Linked DNA regions of Homo sapiens: region 1 is linked to region 2. The links are chromatin loops, found by intact Hi-C in ENCODE. Cell type or tissue: heart right ventricle. All regions are shown on one strand. Each heading gives the region's core, and the rest is flanking DNA. Links, peaks and the distances in the headings are about the cores only. Region 1 holds the start of LOC105370923 (a long non-coding RNA gene). Region 2 overlaps LINC01418 (long intergenic non-protein coding RNA 1418).

Region 1 (8,336 bases), core at 37-8,036, 80 kb before region 2:
ATGGGTACTCCTTATACTACCAAAATGGGCTCTTGGGAAAAGTTCTGATATCTTCAGTGAATTACAGTCACTAAGTGATGCAGAGCTCTTATCTCTTAAGTCTTATCTTTCTAAGAAATATGAACAAATTTGGCCGGGCGAGGTGGCTCACGCCTGTAATCCCAGCACTTTGGGAGGCCGAGGCGGGCGGATCACGAGGTCAGGAGATTGAGACCATCCTGGCTAACACGGTGAAACCCCGTCTCTACTAAAAATACAAAAAATTAACTGGGCGTGGTGGCGGGCGCCTGTAGTCCCAGCTACTCGGGAGGCTGAGGCAGGATAATGGCGTGAACTCGAGAGGCAGAGCTTGCAGTGAGCCGGGATCGCGCCACTGGACTCCAGCCTGGGGGACGGAGCAAGACTCTGTCTCAAACAAACAAACAAAATATGAACAAAGTCTTCTCTCAAGTGGGTTTTGAGCCTGCTGGCCAATGCAATGGCTGGGAGTAGTAGTCCAGACGCTTTGTTGGAGCAAGGTAACTCGGGAAGGAAGGGAATTTGCATTGGGCACATTCACTCTTTTTCGCCATAAAAGAGTAATTCCCTCCCTGGCTAGGGAACAAGGGCCCTTCTAACACTCAACACTGCCTCCCCTTTGGCTTCCTCCCTTCCCTGACCTAGTCAAACCTGACCTTGCCCACAAGCGATGCTTAAAGTGCTAAAGGATCTCTTCCCCAAGTGTTAAGACCAACCAGCTTTCCAGGAAGGGAGAGTGGGAAGAGTTAAGCATCACTTACATTGGCTCAGGGAAGGTCAGTGATAATTTCTATAGTTTACTGAGCCTCTCATTCTGACCCAGGCACTCTACATTGGTCCAACCCTATGGGGTAGGTCTGAGTAAACCCATTTCAGAGACAAGGAAACTTAGGTAGAAGTTAAATTACCTACCTAAGGCCACACAGTCAGTAAGTGTTGGACTTAGGACTCCAACCTTGGGTCTACCTAAATCCAATGTTTCTATCTTTACCACTTCAGAAAAAAATGGCTTTTATAGGAGGTATTTTGAGAAAAAGCAAGCACTCATTTGTCATAAAATAGTCAACTAAGAGAATGATGTTCCTTTTAGTAATACGTGTAACTGACTTGAAAAATAGAGCCCGGCGGAGTTGCCGTGGTGCGGCCAGGCCACGTGAGGAGAACCGAGAACATGAATAGCACCTTATGGGCACAGGGCATTTCTTTGACATTAATTCTAAATAAAGCCTTGACTGTCTTGTGAACAATCAAATATTATTCTGTAATGTATTCTTTTCAGGTGGACAAAGAAAAATTACCATTGGATGAGAAGAAAATGAATACAGAATTCTCTGTTTTAAAAAAAGCTCAATAAAAATGTCACATGAAGTAATTTAGACAGTGACTAAAAGATGCCAGAACCCTGACTGAAAAGTGAAACGTAGTCAATCGTATGGTCTCCCAAATGCCAAGGTCTTTGTTTGACTGATTTTTTAATTTTATTTTATTGACTTAATTTTTCAGGGCATGTATTAGAATTGCAGGATCTGGGCACGGTCTAAAAATGGCATTATGGGTGCTACCCACCCCATGAGTCTTTAGCGCTGGTTCCAACTGTAGCACATGTTTTTCATGTTTTTATGGAAGGTGTGGGTGAAACAAATGGCAAATTTGTGACTCAGTTTACTCATCTGTGCAAAGTGAGATGGTGTCCTTACTTCTGGAGTTATCAGACATGTTCAGCCCCTTACCTGATACCTAATACCCCTTCCACAGTGATATCTTCCAGGCCCTTTCACAATTGCTTAACTGTCTTTTCTCCCTCTAGGCTGAGAATGTATTCAGAGCAGGGGTCTTATCCCCCATCTCTGTGCCTCCAACACCATCCAACACAGAGCCTGGTTCACAGCGATGTTCAGTGCATACTTAGCAAATCAGTGAAAGGGGTGTTTTGCTTCAAATAACCTACATGCCCATCGATAGGGGACTTGCTTGTGAAATTATGTAGCTTCTGCACATGGAATTCTAGCTGTACTAGTAAATGAGGGGATCACTTTGATATCCGTAAAGGCAAAATGCAAAGGATATAATTTCTGTAAAAAAAAGTTTTATTTGTATAGAAAAGTTCTAGAGGACTGTCATGGTGCACAATCTTTAAGACGGCCCCCAATGATCCCTACCTCCTTGTGTGACCCTCTCCCCTTGAGTATGGTTTGGACTTTGTGACTTGCTTCTAATGACCGAATATGGCAGAAGTGAGAGGATGTCACTTTTGAGACTAGGTTATAAAAATACTGTGGCTTCTGTCTTGGTGTGATCTCTCTCTTTCCCTCTGTCTTTCTCTCTCATCACTGACTCTGGATGGAGGCAGTCGTGTGGAGAAATCTATGCGGTGAGAAACTGAAGAGGGCCCCTGCCTCTGTCCACGAGTACTTGAGGCTTTCAGTCCAATAGACCATGAGGAACTGAGACCTGCCAACAACCACAGGAATGAACCTAAAGCAGATCCTCCCCAAGACGAATCTTCAGATGAGACTGCCGCCCTTATCAACATCTTGATTGAACCTAATAAGAGATCTTAAGTCAGACGCACCTGGCTAAGCCACACCCTGATTCCTGATCCATAAAAGCTGTGAGTTAATAGATGCTTATGTTGTTGTTTTTGTTGTTGTTGTTTGTTTGTTTGTTTTTCAGACGGAGTCTCACTCTGTTGCCCAGGTTGGAGTGCAGTGGGGTGATCTCGGCTCACTGCAAGCTCCACCTCCCGGGTTCATGCCATTCTCCTGCCTCAGCCTCACGAGTAGCTGGGAGTACAGGCACCTGCCACCACGCCCTGCTAATTTTTTGTATTTTTAGTAGAGGTGGAGTTTCACCATGTTAGCCAGGATGGTCTTGATCTTCTGACCTCGTGATCCGCCCGTCTCGGCCTCCTAAAGTGCTGGGATTACAGGCGTGAGCCACCACACCCGGCCAGATGCTTATTGTTTTAAGCCCTAAATTTTAGGGTAATTTGTTGTGCAGAAATAGAAAACTCATACAGATGTGGAATTGACTGTGAAACAGTGGTCATCTTTAGAGAATAAGACTAGTATTTGGGGGGTGATGACAGAAAACCAGCTCTGACACTTACTAACTGTGTAACTTGGGAAAGTTACTAAATTTCTCTGTGCCTCAGTTTGATCATCTATGAAATGCAGATAATAATAGTAACTTACCTCAAAGAGTTTTTCTGAGGAGCATTTACCATATGCATGGCATGTGATAAGTGCTATCTGTCTATGTCTCTCAATCCAGACCTATGCTATTATTACTGTCTTTTCATTTTATATTCTCTTGACCTTTGGATTTTTTTTAACCTTGTGATTATATTACATTCATAGGTTAGAAAGAATTTTAAAAATTTAAAGCAAGATGCATGAATGGTGTTAGTCAATTTGGCCTGGGCCAAATCTTCTCCATCAGAGCATTTTGTTGGATGCATATCTTTAAAAGTGATAAAATACTATTATTTTATTTTGTATAGGAGATATTATGCTTTTGAAAATCCTTTCATATAAATTGTCTCACAGCAACCCCATGAGGTAGTGGATAATATGGATAGTACTATTATCCTAATTTTATAGCCGAAGAAACTGAGCTTAAATGCTAAAGTAGAGACTAGAGATTTCTGGAAACCAAGATCTTTCTAGAACATTCCCTGTGCAGATATACAGAAAACTTCTGCTTTTATGGAATAGCCAGAAGTGATTTTAATGAGTTATGAATAAGTTTAATATGCTGTTTATTGATAATATGCAAGCCTACCACCCATGGATGTAGGCTTTAAAACACACTTCTCATTAAATCCATGATGGCATTACCTTACTAGCCCTTTGATGACTCAGAAGGCACTTCAGGGTCCTCATCATGAACATCAGCGACTGTACTGCAAGAACACTATCACTTAAAACCTCTTGATAAACGGGACTAGGGTATTTGGGGTTACTTATCCTAGTCACATTTTTATGGTGTATATCCTAGATGAATTAATTCCTCCACACCTCCTATTCAGGGGGCCCTGTTGTACAGTTAACTCTGCCTCTAACTTCTCTGCTGTGAGACTTTGAGAAAATCGCTTTATATCTTTTAAACCTAGTTTTCTTATTTGGAAAATTAGAAGGATGAGCTATTTTATTGCTTTGTAAACTAGTCTTGTGAGATGCCTACATGAGAGTAACCTAGAGAAGATGTATGAAATACAAATTTCTGGGTTCACCTCTTGAAATTCGTATTCAATAATTTTGGGATGAGATCTGGAAACCAACAGTTTAAAAAGTTCCTTATATCTGTCAATAGGGGATGATGAGTTAAAGACGTAAATATATACTTTAGATGACTTGGCAAAATGCTGTTAAAAAGAATGATGCAGTGTAATTTGTATTGATATTGCACAATCTTCAATATGCATTAAAAAATTTTCCCCTAATTCCTGCACTGATCAACAATATGTATTATTAAAAAGAAAAAATTGGCCAGGCATGGTGGCTCACGCCTGTAATCCCAGCACTTTGGGAGGCTGAGACGGGCAGATCACGAGGTCAAGAGATGGAGACCATCCTGGCTAACATGGTGAAACCCCGTCTTTACTTAAAAAAAAAAAAAAAAATTAGCCGGGTGTGTCGGCGGGTGCCTGTAGTCTCAGCTACTCGGGAGGCTGAGGCAGGAGAATGGCATGAACCTGGGAGGCGGAGCTTGCAGTGAGCCGAGTGCCACTGCACTCCAGCCTGGATGACAGAGCGAGACTCTGTCTCAAAATAAATAAATAAATAAATAAATAAATAAATAAATAAATAGGAAAAAATTTAGGTTCATTACAGGTGTATGGCATGCTTCATTTGTATTAAAATTGTAGATGAAGACCTACCTACAAGTATAATCATATACATAGAATATATCTCAGGGAGGGAGACTGCGGCTTCAGGGATCAGGAGCTGGAGAGACTTCCGTTTCCCTGCATATCTTTTTATACTGCTTGGATCCTTTTTTTTTTTTAAAGTATGTATTGCCTATTCAAAAACATTTTTCTTTTGTTGGTAATGATGTGTCAATGTTGGTTATTGATTGTAATGCCTGCACCCTAATGTGGGTTGTTGATGGTAGAGAGGCTGCCTGTGTGTATGGGGTAGGGCAATGTGAGAACTCTCTGTACTTTCCGGTTAATTTTGCTGTAAGCCTAAAACTGCTCTAAAAAGTAAAGCTGGCCGGGCGCGGTAGCTCGTGCCTGTAATCCCAGCACTTTGGGAGGCCGAGGAGGGCGGATCATCCTGGCTAACACAGTGAAATCCCATCTCTACTAAAAATACAGAAAATTAGCTGGGCGTGGTGGCGGGCGCCTGTAGTCTCAGCAACTCGGGAGGCTGAGCCAGGAGAATCGCTTGAACCTGGGAGGCAGAGGTTGCAGGGAGGCAGAGGTTGCGGTGAGCCGAGATTGCGCCACTGCATCCAGCCTGGGCAACAAAGCGAGACTCTGTCTCAAAAAAAAAAAAAAAAAAAAAAAGGAAAGTCTATTAATTAAAAAAATTTTTAAGTGCTAGGCATGATAAACCCATATATAAATAAATGTATGGCTAGAGAGCTAGATAGAATGACCGATAAAGTAAAAGCTCCTCAGGGGATTCTGCTGTGAAGCTGAGTTTGGGAACCATGAGACTAGGTGAGCTCTAGGGTCTCTTCCAGTGAAGATTTTGGGTGAGCTGAAGAGTAGAAAATAAGTTTGGAAAAGCAAGTCAGAGGCAGATTGTAGAGAGTCTGGGAGGCTCAACTGAGAGTTTTGGGGTGTGTCTTGCAGGCATTGGAGAACACTGTTTTATATTGTTTTCTGGTACCTGTGAGCTGGATGGGCTGGGAAAGTGCCAGGAGGCCAGTGAGGAGCGAAGGCCTTGATCCAGGAGGTGGCTGGAGAGGCGAGAGGCAGAAGAGTGTCTGGGATGGTCAGAAGAGAAGAGGAGAGAGTTTTAAGGACCTCGAAAAACTATTAGGTTGAATCATGTGAAATTGCTGATACCAGACCATTTTTACCTTCAGTAATGGCAATTTCATACGGTTCAACCCAATTAAATTGACAATGTTAGGTGGCAGGGGCCATATCTGGGAGCGAAGACGGACAAGGAGATTTGCGGATTTAGAACCTTGGTGGGTTGGGCACTATTATTAAAAATAGAAGAATGAGGATGTTAGAAGCGATAACTAAATGTAGTGTTAGACCTAGCTGGGAGTCATAGAGCAAATGCTTTTACTTACGATTTCCTGAATACATCTAGTGTTTTTATATATTTGTGCCTTTGCTTGAAACATTTCCTCTGCCTAGGAAATGTGTTGATTTAAAAAAAAAGTAAAGATCCCTGTGGAGGACTAGTGAGATGTGGGGGCGGCGGGGTGGGGGACACAGCAAAAAAAGCCAGTCTACCTGGAGCAGAGTTCATGATCTCATGGGGTGGGAAGAGCTTATCAACGATAAATACAAGCATTTACATTGGTGTGGCTGGGAACTGGCCTTTGAACAGAGCAGGCCTTAAGGAAAGTGACATTTTAGGAAGATGAAGTTGCAGGTGGTAGGCAGGACTGATTTCTTGCAAAAGAGATCAGTGACCCAAGATTGAGGTGGTAAGGGCACCAGGCCAGGGAGACAGCAATTGGAGTGGGGATGAAATAGCATGCTTCATGGCCTCACAGAATCTTGGAGAAAGAAGGAAGCTTAAATGTCATCCAGTTCAAACAGCACCTCTATCAATGCGCAGATCGCTTCCTCAATCTACTATTTTCTTGAAGAATTTTGGGGCCACGAAAGTCATCACTCGTGTGCCTTGGTCTACCTATGAGAGAGCTCATCTTTGTCAGGAGTGAAAAGCCAAAACTTTGCCCAGCGACTTTCATTTTTATAGATCAGGTCAAATTTCTATTCTTTTCTTTTCTTTTTTTTTTTTTTAACCTGACAACCCTTTAGAGATTTGAGGTCACCAACCATGAAATGCTGAATCTTCTTGTTTCTATGCTACCCAGCTCCAGGGCTGTGGTTTTTACATGATTGTTTCCGGCCAATGAATACACAATTGGATGATCTGAAAATTTTCGTTGTGAGTTTATAGACATATTGACACTGTTTATTTAGTCTTTTTTTGAAATTAAGTTTAGAAAGCCTACAACATATAAGGTTAAACATTTGTTATCTCCTTTGAACATACGATGGCCAATAGTGTTTTTTTTTTTAGAAATCTTGTTTCTGAGTATTTATTTACACAATCAAAGTTTGAAGACTTTAAAGAAGGATAGATTTGTGGCTTCTGAAAATGAGCTTAGAATTTTTATGAAGTGTAACTTGACTGTGGAAGTCAGAGAAGGAGCCACAGTGACCTTTGGGAGGCAGTGCAAATGGAGCAGCAAAGATGGACAAAGGACATTGAGAAATGAGGAGAATCATTGGAATTAGGAAGAAAAACTGAACATTTAGATGTGCAAGATGCAAAATAATCAGCAGTAGTTATGAGGAAGGGCATAAAATAGGACATGTGCTTCAGCTGTGAGCACTGAAATACAAGATATTGGGAACAGGGGTTAAAACACATGAGACAAATACTCTAAAAGCTGCATGATGGAGAAGCTTCATTTCAATATCTGTCCAAAATGCTTTCTCTATTGTAAAAAGCGCTCACACGATTTGCACACAGCCAAAACCTGCAAAGAACATATGCAATTCCACGCTAAGCAGTATGAACACATATTGGGGACATATCTGATCCTCAGACTCACTAAGAGTTTTCTCTGAGAATAAAAAAGGATTGCTAATCGTATTTAAATGACATGTAAGAATGAATAAATAAATGTATTATTATTTTAAAAATAACTATTAGGATTTTCTTAGCAGTGTATCTTGCACTGGATCCAGCCAGCATTAAGTAAGTATCAAAGACCAACAGTTGTTAGGATGCTTTTAAGATCCATTTATTAGTAGTAGTATTTTAAATCCCTTTGTATGAGCACATACATCAATATGTTATTGTCATAAAAGTTTCATCTCCATAGCTCAGTATCTATTAATACCATTTAGGGCCAAGTGCCAGTCAGATTCTAGGAATTCCACTCCAAAGAAGAAATCAAAATGAATGAAAACCTCCAATCTATATTTCCCATTTAGGAAGAAAAACTTTCTTGAATTTCACTTGAAAATTTATGAGAAGTTTGGGACTGAGTAAATGGTGGAAGGAGTGGAATTTTGAATTTACTGCCTAAATATCTTGCCCTCTGCTTAGTAAGGTTGGGGCTGCCAAGTAGCTCACTATAAGAGAGTGAATAATCCAGGTTCT
Region 2 (8,336 bases), core at 329-8,328:
TGCCTTCTGTGCTGTCCCTCACATAGGTTGCAGGGCCCCACAAGATGAAAAGGCACATTTTCTTATGGGGGCTTGGCACAAACACTACTGCTTAGGTAATATTCGCCCAGATATTGTGTTCTTAGAACTATGGAATCCCAGGATTGAGATTCTATTGAGTTAGTGAGTTTTGTATATATAACCTAACTATAACTGGGGCCCCATGTGGCCCCAACTTTGTATAGTATCAATAAAAAGAATTAAAAGTCCCTCAGAAAAAGATAATTAAAAACACCTCCAGTTTTTACTTAGTCTCTCGAAAAGTCTCCAAGGGGTGGTTTGGAGGAAGGAGGGGGAGATTCTTAGTGCATGGCAACACTTCTTAGAAATTCTCTTTTCCATGTCTCCTTCTCTAAGTGTCCTTCATGTGGACTGCAGCTGTTCCCATAACACAATGCTCAGCTCAATAGGAGTGAGATTTTCCTTGAGATCCTATCTCTACTCTTGCTCTCATCCCATTTACTTCCCTGAACAGTCCTCTGTTCAATGCAGATATACGTGCTATTCATGACCTCCAGCTGCCAAAAGCCCCTTGTGAAATGTAGTTTTTCTCTCCCATTTGAAGTGCTCTTCTCTCAGTAATTTACATTTTTTACTCCACTCCTCAGGTTCCAGTGAATGAAATGTTTATCTTTTGTTACCTTTGCAAAGATATATAAAGTGGGTTCCTGTTTAGGGAAACATTCAGCCTATTATCTTAAAGACCAGGTCTCCTATACTACCCACAGCAGTCTTGGGAATATTTATGGCAGCATCTCATTTGTTGGGAAGAATATCTGGGGTAAAGAAGGAAGGAAAGAACAAAGATTTTATTCATGTATTGCTGCTGTGCATTTGTGGGCCAAAGCAAGCCTGTAGCCAAAGTTGGATTCAGGCTTCTGGGTGTTGATCGATTACAAGGTTGTTGTAGAGATTACAGGGAATGAGGAAGGGAGTCTCATAATGGGCCTAATGGGCACCAGCAGCTGGAATTCTGCATGAAATGTCATGACATCTGTCCTACAGTGCAGGTGGCCCTTGTTGAGGTGCATCTGACAGGGCCTTGCTGCCATTCATGGCCCTGTTGCCAAGTGAAGACAGACACTGCTGCAGGCTCCGCCTTATCTCCCAGATAACCTGGCATGCAGGAAAGCCTTAAGGCTCTTCTCTTTCTGGCTCAGGTTGGTGTCTCTAGAGGTGGCTGTGCACAGAGGTCATTCCTGAAAGCGTATTTTTCCTCTCCCTTGACTAATCAAGGATCGAATTCCCTAGTCTACCTCTTTGGTGCAGTGAAGGACTGGTTCAAGGTCATTCCGGATTTACTGTTCTTGGGGCAAACTATTATGTACCAAGCACTGTTCTAAGCTCTTCAACTTTTTTAATTCATGTTAACAAGACTATAAGTCTTGTTAAATTTGAGACTCAAATTTTATTGATGGGAAAAACTGAGGCACAGAGATGTTAAGTAGTTAGCTCAAGATCACTCAGCTGTATAGTAAATTGCAGAGCCAGCATTTGAACCTAGGTGCTCTCTCTCCAATATATATGCTGTTTACACTACCCTCCATTGCTTTTCAAAGGAAAGCCTTCTTTTTTAAAAAAATTTTAGGCCGGGCGTGGTGGCTAATGCCTGTAATCCCAGCACTCTGGGAGGCTGAGGCGGGCAGATCACCTGATGTCAAGAGTTCGAGCCCAGCCTGACCAACACGGTGAAACCCCGTCTCTACTAAAAATACAAAAATTAGCCAGATGTGGTGGTGCATGCCTGTAATCCCAGCTACTCAGGAAGCTGAGGCAGGAGAATCGATTGAACCCGGGAGGCGGAGGTTGCAGTGAGCTGAGATTGTGCTACTGCGCTCCAGCCAGTGTAATAGAGTGAGACTCCATCTCAAAAGAAAAAAAAAAAAAAACAAAAAACTAGAGATGAGGTCTCACTATGATGCCCAGGCTGGTCTCGAACACCTGGGCTCAAGCGATCTTCCTGCCTCGGCCTCTCAAATTGTTGGGATTACAGGCTTGAGCCACTGAACCCTGCTGGAAAGCCTTTCTTCAACATCAGGTAAGGCATAAACAATCAAGATGAAGAACACTTATAAAATGGGCATAGTGGGACCTGTCTCATGAGGATGAGACAGGATTAGGTGCTATCATCGATGTAAAGCACTTTACATGGCCCTTGGCATGTTGTCATTGTTCAATGGCAATGATAGATTAAAAACAAAAACTGGGGCCCACCAGAATTAATGGACTTGTCCAAAGTCACAGAAAGCTGGTACCCTGGATTGGTCTAGTGGACACTTAAGCCATTACTCCTCCACACAGAATGTTTAAATAAAGCCATTCAGCAAAATGCCACAAAATCTCTACGCTTGGTTCTCAAGTTGTAAGAACAAATTGTAGCAGGCCCCACAGTGCCTGTAATTATTGTGGTCACCAACGACAAACATGCTGTTTGGTTTTGTCGGAGCAAACAGACAGCAGAGGCATACTTGGGTTCTTTTTAATATGTAAGAATTTTCTAGGACTTAATGCCACCAGGATGCCAGAAGAGTTAATGGCAGATGTGGTTGTGGAAACGTTCTGTATTTTTAGACAACCTTTAATTAAAACACTTTGTATGTCTCAGGGACCAAATCATATGCTGCCACTTGAAGGCTGTCAGAAGGGGAAAAAGTATACAAAGCTTCTAAAAGCAGCTTTGCTTATTTTTATCTGAGATGGAGTGAGAGAGCCTTTGCAGGGACAAAGCCATCTCTTGCTACAAAATTATATGAATTTAATACATGGGTCAAATGTGCAAATTGTTCAACACATTCTGTTTAACTGCAACAGTCAATGAAATCTGGGAGGTCAGTCTGAGGACAGTGAACTTAGTCTGGGCCTCCCTACAGGCTCATGACCTGTAAGACCTTCTTAATAAGGTTGATACAATTGCTTATTGGCTTTGAGCACCCAAACATAAAGTGAGTTGCAAGACTGCTTGAATACTGAGTCATAGATTGTTGGAGTTGAAAGTGATCATAAATGGGTCTAAAGGGTCTGACTGGCTGTTTGGAAGCAACTGTGTTAGAATGTAAAAGTCGTGTTTTTATTGCCAAGTTATGCACACAACAAAATTCCCTGCTACCAAACTATTCCTGCTCCCTCACCCTTTCTGTGGTGGTTTTAAAATACATACAATTTCTTTGATACTCTTCCTTCAAGGGGTGGAGTCTAATTCCCCTCCTTATGAATGTGGGCTGGACCTAGTGACTCATTTCTAATGGATAGAAAAAAGTGCTAATAATGGCATGCAATTTCTTAGACGAGGTCATAAAAGGCATTAAGACTTCTTTTGTGCTTTTTCTTTTGAATCACTTGCTCTGGGAGTAGTCAGCTTTTATGTCATAAGGACACTCAAGAAGCCCTATGAGAAGGCCTGTGTGACAGGGAGCAGAGGCCTCTGTCCGAGGACCAGTGAATAACTGAGGCCTCCTGCTAACAAGGCGCCAGAGAGTTTGAGAACCCCGTTAGGCCTTTAGATACCTGAACTCCTGCTGACATCTTGGCTGTAACCTCAAAAGGGAGCCAGACCCACTTTTTTTTTTTTTTTTTTGAGACAGAATCTCGCTGTGTCACCCAGGCTGGAGTCCAGTGGTACAATCTCGGCTCACTGCAACCTCTGCCACCCTGGTTCAAATGATTCTCCTGCCTCAGCCTCCTGAGTAGCTGGGACTACAGGCGTGAGCCACCACGTCCGGCTAATTTTTTTGTATTTGTAGTAGAGATGGGGTTTCGCCACGCTGGCCAGGCTAGTCTCGAACTTCTGACCTCAAGTGATTCACTTGCCTTGGCCTCCCAAAGTGCTAGGATTACAGGAGGGAGCCACTGTGCCCGGCCCAGAGCCACTTCTTAATTCCTGACCCACAGAACCTGTGACAACAACCATGCATGTTTGTTGTTTTAAGTCACTAAGTTTTGGGGGTAATTTTAAACTCAGCAATAGGTAGCCAATGTGCATCCCTAGCTTCCAGCCCTTCCCTCACTTTTACCTGCCATTTTTTTTTTTAACTCCTGTTTGCTCATCATTTCTTCAATGAACTTCATCACATCCCTCGGCCTCAGCCACACTTTAGGAAATAATGCTGATGATGGGTGTAGGGCAGTGGTAAGGGTCTTCATTTCTCACAGCCTTTGGTAACAATTTTTTGGTAAGCTGCAAGTTTGAAATGTATTTTTAGAGATTTTTCACAATATATCCTTGGCGACAACAAAGTCTCCTGCTTCTCTCTTAATGTTACTGGGATAAGTAGGACGAACACTGTGCCCAGAGCATCATAGGAGCTTGAAAGATTTTAGTTCTTTTTTCTCCTAGATGACTTTGCAGTTCAGCCTGGCCGCCTTTTTACAGTGCCATGATGTTTATGGGCAGCTTGTCCCTGTTTTGGCGATACCAACCTGACCATTCTGCACCTGAACTACAAAGTGGGTCCCCAGAAATGTCCTGCTGATGCTTATCCAGAGTTCTAAAACACTTGTTTTTCTCTTCCCCAGAGTTTAGGATGCTTCAAGGGAAAGATGAACCGGGGAACCGCCACCGTGACTATTTCTCATCTACATATCCACCCCCCGAAGGTAGATATGTGGCATGTAAATCAAACGCTGACATATGGGGAGGGCTTTTCCATGACATTGGCCATATGTTTCTTTGGAAATATTTTGATCTCAAGACAAAATGTAGTCACCTTGTAGAAAGAGGGAAAACTATTTATTCAGAAAAGGCACACAAAGAAAATCAAGAATTTTTTGGACAATATATGAATAATATTTAAAGCAAGTAGCAAAGGATCTCAGAATGTTTTAATTTTTTGCAAGATAATTTAAATTAGCAAAAATAGTGGCACTTGAACTGAATCAAGTGCTGGGGTTTGAAGTAAACAATGTGTGTAGCCGATTTCCTCCAGGAACAGGATAACGTGCATTTATCTTTGGTGTTGGTTTGGATCCATCATTCTTGGCATTTAATAGAAGTATATATATTTTTAAAAAATGGGCCAGGTGTGGTGGCTCATGCCTGTAATCCCAGCACTTTGGGAGGCCGAGGCAGGCAGATCATGAGGTCAGGAGATCGAGACCATCTTGGCTAACATGGTGAAACCCTGTCTCTACTAAAAATACAAAAAATTAGCCAGGCATGGTGGTGGGCGCCTGTAGTCTCAGCTACTCGGGAGGCTGAGGCAGGAGAATAGTGTGAACCCGGGAGGTGGGGCTTGCAGTGAGCCGAGATGGTGCCACTGCACTCCAGGCTGGGCGTGAGACTCCGTCTCAAAAAAAAAAAAAATTAACTGGTTGAACTTCAGTGAAAAAGGGATGTCAGAAGTAGGAATTTGAAATGTAGTAATAAAAAGTAACTAGAGGGGGAAATATAGTGAAAGAATCTAAAAGGTTTTATTTTAAATTACGAATTTAGTTCATTGAATTTGGCTTCAAAAATTGATTTCTTTCTTTTGACTTAGTTCTTAAGGTGGAGCGGAATTCATTTTATTTGCAAATGTGGAAGGCATTATAAAAACCGTGAATGATGCCCCCTCCCATGAGGGATACAGGGAGAGCCACGTGAAGAGGATGTTGGGCTTCTTCAAGCTGGCAGGGCACTGAGCTGACTGTCCACCACACTCACCAGGGGCCTTTGTGCATCCCGTGGGGCAGCTCTGGGAAAGGGTAAGCTTTGGAAATGATGGGCATGCGGGGGATTCCCAGACATGTGGTATGTGTTGGAGGAGGGGCCGTTCCGAAGGGAGAGTGACTAAATTTTACACTCATGTGGGCATTAATATTGTAATTCAGGACACTGTTGTGGGCCCATTCTCTCCATGCCAAACTACAAATAAGGGTGCTCCAATGATACAGAGTACAGACACCTGGCCCAATCCCCTGGAGGTTATGGTTGGGCCTGGCAGGGGTGGGAATTTCAGCACTTGCAGAGCTCCATGGATCATTCTAACGCAGCATCACGACTAGAAACGACCCTGATGGAGGGCAGTGGAAATTCACAGCAGGAGAGCCAGCTCAGAGATGGCACTGGAGAGGCCTCCAGCACTGTGTGGCTTTAGCACTGGCACGTGATAGAGGTGGAGCCCGTGAGCATGTGGAAATGGGAGAAAGGGAAGGATTAGTGATTCCATTAAGGACTCACTTTCTAGGTTCAGGAGTAGAGCTAGGAGTTGCTCTTTTCCCTGTACACCAGTGGGTCCCTTGAGAGAATGCAGATTCACAAGGTGGAGGTGTGGATATAAGAAAAGCTTGATGCTGCCTTCTGTCTCCCCAGGTCTGATGGGGAAGAAAAAGGATTTTGGGGTGTTCCCACAGCCCCTGTCCCCTAGCAAACCAGCTCTTTCTCATCCAGTCAGAGGAGAGGTGATACCTTCCCTATTGGATCTTGGTGGGTGCCAGAGGAGTGGTGTGCCTCAGGCTGTAGCCTCAGGCTGTCCCAGAGGGAGAACCACTGGGCCCCCTGATTTACAGAGTAAGTGGGTGCAGTCCTAACTCTTATTGACACGGGCCAGGTATGGTGAAGCTTGGTTGCCAGGATATAAGTGATGCACCTGTTCTTTCTGAATATATAACTGAAAGCCAACTTACCTACTTATATTTCAAACAAAGCATTGAGGACTAAATTTGAAGTAATGTATCATACTTAGCCAGCTTTATATTTAAGACCTATAGACATGACTACATGACTACTAAAAAGAGCAGAATCTTGGCTCATTTGAGCTCTAACAAGCTGGCATTTGCTTGGAGAGTGTTAGGGCTTCGGGAGGGGATCCTCCTGGGGATGTCTCATCAAGATATTAGGCAATTTTTCATATGTGGGCACTAAAAAAGCTAAACTTATAGAAATAGAGAGTAGAATAGTAGTTGCCAGAGACTGAGAAGAGTATGGAGGAGGGGAGACAGGGAGAGGTTGGTTAATGGGTATAAAATTACAGTTAGATATGAGGAATAAATTCCCACGCTCTGTGGGGCGGGCTGCAGTTAACAGCAATTTATTGTGTACTTCAAAATCGATAGAAGAGAGGATTTTTGAATGTTCCCAACACAAAGAAGTGATAAATATTTGATGTGATAGATATCTCAGTTACCATGGTTTGATCATTACACGTCGTTTATGTGTACTGAAATATCACATGTACCCCATTAAAAAATAGACATCAGGAAATCTGGTGGAAAAAAAAAGAGCATATGCAAAAGCATGGGGCTAGACCTCGTTGGGGGAGATGAAGGCAGAAAGTGGGTCTTTGATAATTTGGCTGGAGTTTAGAGTGTATCACAGGATGGTAGGAGAAAGATGGTAAAACAGGAACGGTGGTGTGAGGTTGCAGAGGGTTTTGAGAACTAGGCTAAGGAGTCTGGATGTGATCTTCGAGGCCTTTGGAAATGACTAAAGCCTTCTGGACAGGGATGTGATGTTACCTCCCAAAAAGCAATCCAGGGCAGAGAGGCTGGAGGTGAAGGCATTGGGAGTGAGTGTGGTCCCTGTGTGGGATCTAAGAACCAGCGTGGGAGAGTGGCGGTGAGAATTGGGAGGGTGAGACTGTTGGCTATGTTAGCCCATCAGTTGTACAGGAAAAGGGAATCAAAAACGACTCTCAAGTTTACTGGCTTGGGTGACAGGGCCAATGGGTGTGTCATCAACAGAAACAAAGGAAACAGGAGTGAAAGAAGGTTTTGGGGTGGGAGGGTTCAGCTTTGGATATGCTGAGCCTGAGACACTGGCAAGGCATGGGGGTGGAGGTGCTTAGAAGGCCAGGACCAGGAAGAGGAAAGGCCTGACAATGTGGATGCAGGATTCATTTACATGCAAGCGATGGACGGAGCCAAGTGATTGGTGGGCGTTGCAAAGACGGTGGAGTGAGAGAATGAACATCAACAGTGGATTAGGCAACCTGTCAGGCACTGCACATTATCTCAATCTTCAAAACAGCTTTATGAGATAGGCCTCATTATCCTCGTTTTATAGATAAGCAAACAGAGGCTCCAGCCTCTGCTGTTACACAGGCAGGAAGCAGCAGTGCTGATATTCAAGTCTGGGTCGGTATGACTCCAACAATCTTCTTTTTCCACCCCCAGCATTCCTTAAACTAAAAATAGCTTTGAAACCAAAAAAAACTAGGAAGGAAAAAAACTCCAAATAAAGGACAACCTTTTTGAATTGAGTATATTCAGCTACATTGTTCTTATATTTGCATTTTGGAAAGCCATCCTGAACACATAGACCAAGGGACTGTCAGAGGACTAATGTATTAAAAAGACCGTAAACTCTGAAGCTGTTCTGATGC

The links. Peaks named below come from ENCODE experiments on the same cell type or tissue, not always from the same donor. Only the 100,000 strongest peaks of a DNase experiment are listed, where the experiment ranks them.
Region 1: a loop joins it to region 2, with 2.3 times the contacts of the local background. A loop is called at or near these places in 11 of 110 quality-filtered maps.

The regions. Positions count from the first base shown.
Region 1 is chr15:82,030,754-82,039,089 of GRCh38, reverse strand. It overlaps LOC105370923 (a long non-coding RNA gene), which reads left to right and starts at 6,471. Exons shown (of 3, transcript XR_932531.2): 1 at 6,471-8,336. In heart right ventricle, for the core only: no CTCF peak of the experiment used is centred there; no DNase peak of the experiment used is centred there.
Region 2 is chr15:81,950,685-81,959,020 of GRCh38, reverse strand. LINC01418 (long intergenic non-protein coding RNA 1418) reads left to right here. Exons shown (of 6, transcript XR_001751640.2): 2 at 4,552-4,632; 3 at 5,514-5,718. Among named protein-coding and RNA genes, the nearest start is that of LINC01418, 12 kb to the left of the region's middle. In heart right ventricle, for the core only: no CTCF peak of the experiment used is centred there; no DNase peak of the experiment used is centred there.